Linked DNA regions of Mus musculus: region 2 is linked to region 1. Evidence: chromatin loops called from intact Hi-C (ENCODE). Cell type or tissue: left cerebral cortex. All regions are shown on one strand. Each heading gives the region's core, and the rest is flanking DNA. Links, peaks and the distances in the headings are about the cores only.

What was found. Peaks named below come from ENCODE experiments on the same cell type or tissue, not always from the same donor. Only the 100,000 strongest peaks of a DNase experiment are listed, where the experiment ranks them.
Region 2: a loop joins it to region 1, with 1.8 times the contacts of the local background. A loop is called at or near these places in 1 of 42 quality-filtered maps.

Annotation. Positions count from the first base shown.
Region 1 is chr10:63,064,667-63,067,579 of GRCm38, reverse strand. It overlaps Pbld1 (phenazine biosynthesis-like protein domain containing 1), which reads right to left. Exons shown (of 9, transcript NM_026701.3): 2 at 1,697-1,796; 3 at 957-1,055; 4 at 42-151. Among named protein-coding and RNA genes, the nearest start is that of Pbld1, 4.5 kb to the right of the region's middle. In left cerebral cortex, for the core only: CTCF peaks have their summits at 1,189 and 1,391 (motif pointing right); a DNase peak (open chromatin) is centred at 1,399.
Region 2 is chr10:62,891,413-62,894,325 of GRCm38, reverse strand. The region is part of intron 2 of Gm51805 (a long non-coding RNA gene); the gene reads right to left. It overlaps Gm26479 (a small nuclear RNA gene), which reads left to right and starts at 812; the gene lies at 812-917. RefSeq lists a cis regulatory region at 1-2,569. In left cerebral cortex, for the core only: no CTCF peak of the experiment used is centred there; a DNase peak (open chromatin) is centred at 1,669.

The sequences.
Region 1 (2,913 bases), core at 192-2,691:
CACCTTAGCAGCCTATGAGAGTGCAGTAACTAGGAGCTAACCTGGGGAAAGGTTGGGTAGACAGGAAAGTCCAGGACTATCCCATCTTCTGCTCTTCTGGCCTTTAGCTCCCCGCTCATTGTGACAAAGGTCAGGGTGCTGTTCCTGTTCTCTGGACAGAGGAGGGGTCAAAGGTCAGGAAAATAAGTTTGGTATTGGGACCCTCCACCCTGCCAGTATACAGATTCAAGGCAAGTAACCTACCACTGAGCTACTGACCCAGCCAACTTTATTATCTATCTATCTATCTATCTATTTATTTATTTTGGTTTTTCAAGACAGGATTTCTCTGTGCAATTCTGGCCATCCTAGAACTCACTCTGTAGACCAGGCTAGCCTCGAACTCAGAAATCCATGCCTCTGCCTCCCAAGTGCTGGGATTACAGGCATGGGCCACCACTGCCCAGCCCCCAGCTAACTTTAAATATTTTTTATTATTATTTAATTTCTTTTTCAAGAAAAGATCTTAACTATGAAGTCCCTACTAGCCTGGAACTCCCTATGTAGGTCAGGCTGGTTTTGAACTCACAAAGATCCGTCTGCTTCTACCTCTGGAGTGCTGGTGGTGCATACACGGAATCCAGTACTAGGAACATCGAGGCAGGAAGTCAGGAGCACAGGGTAGGCAATAGCTACACAGAGAATCCAGGGCAAGCCTGGGCCATATAAATACCTGTCTCAAAAAACAGACATCCAGGAGCCAAGTGTGGTGACACACACCTTTAATCCCAGCTCTGGAGGGAGAGGCAGAAGATCTCTGCTAGAGATCTAGCCTAGTCCACAGATTAAGTTCCAAGACAGCTACCTAGCTCAGAAAAAACAAACAAACAAACAAACAAACAAACAACAAACCAAAACCAAGAAACCACCTATACACACACATGCACAGATACAAGCATACAAAAAATCCACATTACGTATTTTGTGAAACAGCACAGCCGCAGAGGCCAGTGTGGCGTGGCCGCACAAGGGGACTTCACTCACTGGCGTAAACCATCTCAGTCCAAAGCGAGAGCCTTCAGAGGAGGAAAAGCCAAAGGGATGCAAGTCAGACCCCATGCAGGCTTTCCAGCTTTCAGACTTTCCTAAATCTCTCGATGGTGTGGCTAGCAGCGAACTGTGGTCAAATGACCAGTGCAGACATCCACAGGCTCCCTGCAGTTAGGTGTAGAGCCAAAACTGTAGGCTCACCAACACCCTCTTAGTCCATTTGGGTTGCTATAGAAGAACCCCACGGTTTGGGTGACTCTTCAAGAGAAATTCTCTGTTATAGGTCTGATGGCTTAGAGGTTCACCGCCTAGGGGCTGGCACCTGCCAAGCGCCTTCTCAACTACATCAGCTCCGGGCAGGCACAGCCACAAGAGGGCACCCAATACCCATGTCAGTTCTATCCTGTCCTGAGATTCCCAAACACACCCTCAAAGATGTCAACTGTCATCTCCTTTTAGGCCCAGCTACCCACACGCTGCCCTGGGGACCCACTTTCAACAACTGCACTTAGGTGGTGGGGGACACCTTAAACTATACATTTAGACTTAACTTCAGTATACCTTCTCCTAGATGAGAAGACCCAAGGGTGCTGTCGGCATGCAAATAACACATTAACATCTCCCTTAAACCTCCCACCCAGGAATGAACGAAGAAACATGCACTTACTTTGTGTGAAGCTGTCAGTCGGCTGCAGTTTCCTGATGAAAGCCGTTTCTGAGAGGTTCATCTCCCTCGCAATTTGCTGATGGGCGTCTTCCTCCAATGTCTAATTAGAAACAAGCAGTTATTGAGACTTTGGACTCCCTGGTGTGGCAAACTCTCTGTTAGTTAACATAGCAGTTTACTCTCAACTTCTGAAGCTCAAGTTACGTGTGGAGGCAAATTTATAGAGACAACCTTTCAGATTCTATACAAGTGAAAAGACCTCAGTGTATTATCAAGTAAAAGGTCCGGTGCTACAGGGAATCAGTTCTAGGGCTTCTTGCATGCTAGCCAGCCTCTATCACTGGGCTATGGCCCCAGGCATTTATCCACTTATTTCTTTGTTTGTTTTCCTTTGTAGACACGTTTTAAGATGCTCAGGTGGGTCTTCTTTAGCTTGTAATTTTTTTATGCTTCACAGTTGGATCATATAGAGGCATATTCTCTCTTCTCTCTCTCTCTCTCTCTCTCTCTCTCTCTCTCTCTCTCTCTCGTGTGCATGGTTGTTTTGATTGCATGTGTGTCTGGAACAGGAGTTACAATTGAGAGCTGCCATGTAGGTGCTGGGAACAGAACACTTGTCCTTTGGAAGAGCAGCCAGTTCTCTTAACTATTGAGCCATCTCTCCAGCCCCTAATTTTACATTAAAAAAAAAGATATTACATTTATGGGAGGGGGACTGGGGGTGTGTGCTTGAATGCCACCATGCCCGTGTAGAGGTCAGAAGAAAGGGTGTGGAAGCTAGCTCTGTCCTCCCACTGTGTGGGAGGCCATGAGTCTTAGCAGCAAGTGGTTTTACTTAAGGGACACATCTTACCAGCCCCTCTGTTCTTCCTTATAACATTAAAGACACCAATCCTTACAAAGTGCTTCTCTAGTGCCGACACATGACTGTACTTGTATGCCAACCAGTTAATTTAATATTTCCAGGGCATAAAGGCTGTGGTATGCGCGTGGAGGTCAGAGGATAACATTTCAGCTCTCGAATTCCACCTGTAAGTGGGCTTTGGGATCTGAACTCAGGTCATCATGCTTGCGCGCAGCAAGCACCTCCATTGGCCGAGCTATGTTGCTGGCCCTTCAAGCAGGCAAGCAAGCAAGCAAACCGAGAAGGGTGGTGCTTGCTTACAGTCCCACTGCCAGGGAGATGGAGACAGAAAGGTTCAGTTAAAGTTTTACTT
Region 2 (2,913 bases), core at 112-2,611, 170 kb after region 1:
GGACTACATGGTGAGACCCTGTCTCAAAACAAAACAAAACAAAACAAAACAAAACAAAACAAAACAAAACAAAACAAAACTCATCACACTGCCGGATGTGGGGGATCAACTGGGGCTCAGAGTAAAAGTAGGTTCTTTCCATCCACCATGGGTGGGTTCTGGGAATCGAACTCGGGTCATCAGGCTTAATCACAATCAATTTGACCCATGGAATCATCTTACTAACTAACCCTTATTGAATTTTGAGACAAGGGCTTGCTTTCCACACAGGACTGAGTTCACATTTACCGCAGAGCTCTGCTAGCCTCTAACCACTGAGATTCCAGGTGTGACCCACTGGATCTTGCTGCCTTATTAACTTTTCTTCCTCTCTCTGTCTGTCTGTCTCTCTCTTTCTCTCAGGTTTTTGTTTTTTGTTTTTCCTGAGACAGGGTTTCTCTGTGTAGCCCTGGCTGTCCTGGAACACACTCTGTAGACCAGGCTGGCCTCAAACTCAGAAATCCGTCTGCCTCTGCCTCCCAAGTGCTGGGATTAAAGGCGTGCGCCACCACCACCCAGCTCGGGAACAGACTGCCTGGTTTCTTTTTAACTTTTCATGTGTGGCGAGCTGAGTCAAAAATGTGGTTTTCTGGATGCCAGGCACACTCTGAGCGACATGTTTATACTTGTTCTAGTCTTCTGTTCCTGTTTCCCCCCTTCTCTTACTTTGTAGCCTTGGCTGGCTTGCAATTTTCTTGGCCAACCAAGATGCTCCTTCTTCTGCCTCCCAAGTGCCTGGAATATCCAGCACTATATCCAGCATATTCATATGTATATTGAAGACTAGGTGGCCTGTTATCTTTGGAACAATACAGAGAAAATTAGCATGGGCCCTATGCAAGGATGACCCCAAAGTTAATCAAGTGTTCCACATTTTGCCCTTTTTCACTCTCATAGTCACCTGCAGGGAAACTGAGGTACAATGCTATGAATCTGCTGAGCCTTATCACTATCCTTCTGTCAGCTCCCCAAATCCCACCCACCAAGGTTTTTTTAAAAAAACAAAAAACAAACAGATAACCCAGGCTAGGTTATGTTTGGCTACAAACTTGCTATGTATGCAGGAATAGAACTCAGGGTTTAAGGCATGCCACACAAACACACTAGGAATGGAGTAGCAGACCCAGTCACATTCTCTTGGAATCAGTTTAGAACCTGAATAAGAAAATGTCTTTGGGATCCTGTAGCGGCAGGAGTTTCCTGAGTATCTTTAGTTATTCTGAACAATCCTGTTAATCGCTGGGGAGTTTATGTTAAAGAGCTTCAGGGTGGAACATCTGTAGCCTCTGGGGAAGGGTAGTCTCCAAAAGGACAGACAGATTTACTGGATTTCAACCTTCACACCTTTCTACCAACTTCCTGGAAAGAGGGTGGGGGGTTCATTGGGATCCCTCAAAAAAAAAAAAAAAAAAAAACCGGCAGGCAGATCTTTTCTGAGTCGCTGAGGCTGAGGGAAGGATGTAGGTCTGGAGAGATCCTGGAAGCCTCTTGCTGAGGCTGAGGGAAGGATGTAGGTCTGGAGAGATCCTGGAAGCCTCTTGCATCATCATGCTCTGCATCTGTCCTGGCTGAGTGTCTTCATTCTGCCAACTGTGAGTAAAGCATGTGGACCTGATGGGTGGTGAGTGGGTGGGAACTCCTATACTGCCTTTCAAAAGCAGGTATAACAAACTAGCTTATGGCAATGGTATTTTGTATTTCAAGTGTGTGTGTGTGTGTGTGTGTGTGTGTGTGTGTGTGTGTGTGAGTGTGAATCTGGAGGTGACACACTTTTAATCCCAGGATTCAGCGGCAGGCTGGTTTCTGAGTTTCAGGACAACTACGGCTTTATAAAGAAACTTTGTCTTGGACCCACCCCCTCAACCGCCCCACACACACACACATAAAAGAGGGAGTGTGTGTTTGATCTGAAGCTATGAAGTTGGTTCAAGCCCCACTTGTCTTTTTTTTTAATTTTTTTCAAGTTTTATTTATTATATCTAAGTACACTGTAGCTGTCTTTAGACACCCCAGAAGAGGGTGTCAGATCTTATTACAGATGGTTGTGAGCCACCATGTGGGTTGCTGGGATTTGAACTCAGGACCTTTGGAAGAGCAGTCAGTGCTCTTAACCGCTGAGCCATCTCTCCAGCCCCCCCCCCCCCCCCCCCCCCCCCCCGTCTTTTGACTTCCAAATGTATATACATTGTGGCACCCAACACTCTCCACTTAATACATAATTAATGGCTGGTCAGTGGTGGCTCACCTCTTTAATCCCAGCACTTGGGAGGCAGAGGCAGGTGGATTTCTGAGTTCAAGGCCAACCTGGTCTACAGAGTGAGTTCCAGGACAGCTAAGGCTACACGGAGAAACCCTGTCTCGAAAAATCAAAAAACCAAAACCAAACAAACAAAAAAAACTAAAAAAACATAATGTAATATAAAGGTCTATGTACTTTTGCCCAGTGAGCCATTGCACTGATCTCAAATTCTGCCTTGGGAAGATGTGGAGGCTCTCGTCTGTAATCTCAGGAATAGGAAGTTATGTCTATAAGGTTTCTGCAGGTTCAAAACATCAGCACTAGATTGTAAGTTTCAGGAAAGCCTAGGATACAAAATCAAAATCAGAGCTGGAGAGATAGCTCAGCGGTTAAGAGCACTGACTGCTCTTCCAGAGGTCCTGTCCCAGTAACCATGTGGTGACTCATGACCATCTGTAATGGGAACCGATGCCTCCTTCTTGTGTGTCTAAAGACTGCAATCCTATACTCATATAAACAAAGAATAAAATCGCCAGGCATGGTGGCACCCGCCTCTAATCCCAGCACTTGGGAGGTAGAGGCAGGTGGATTTCTGAGTTCCAAGCCAGCCTGATCCAAAGAGTGAGTCAAAAAAA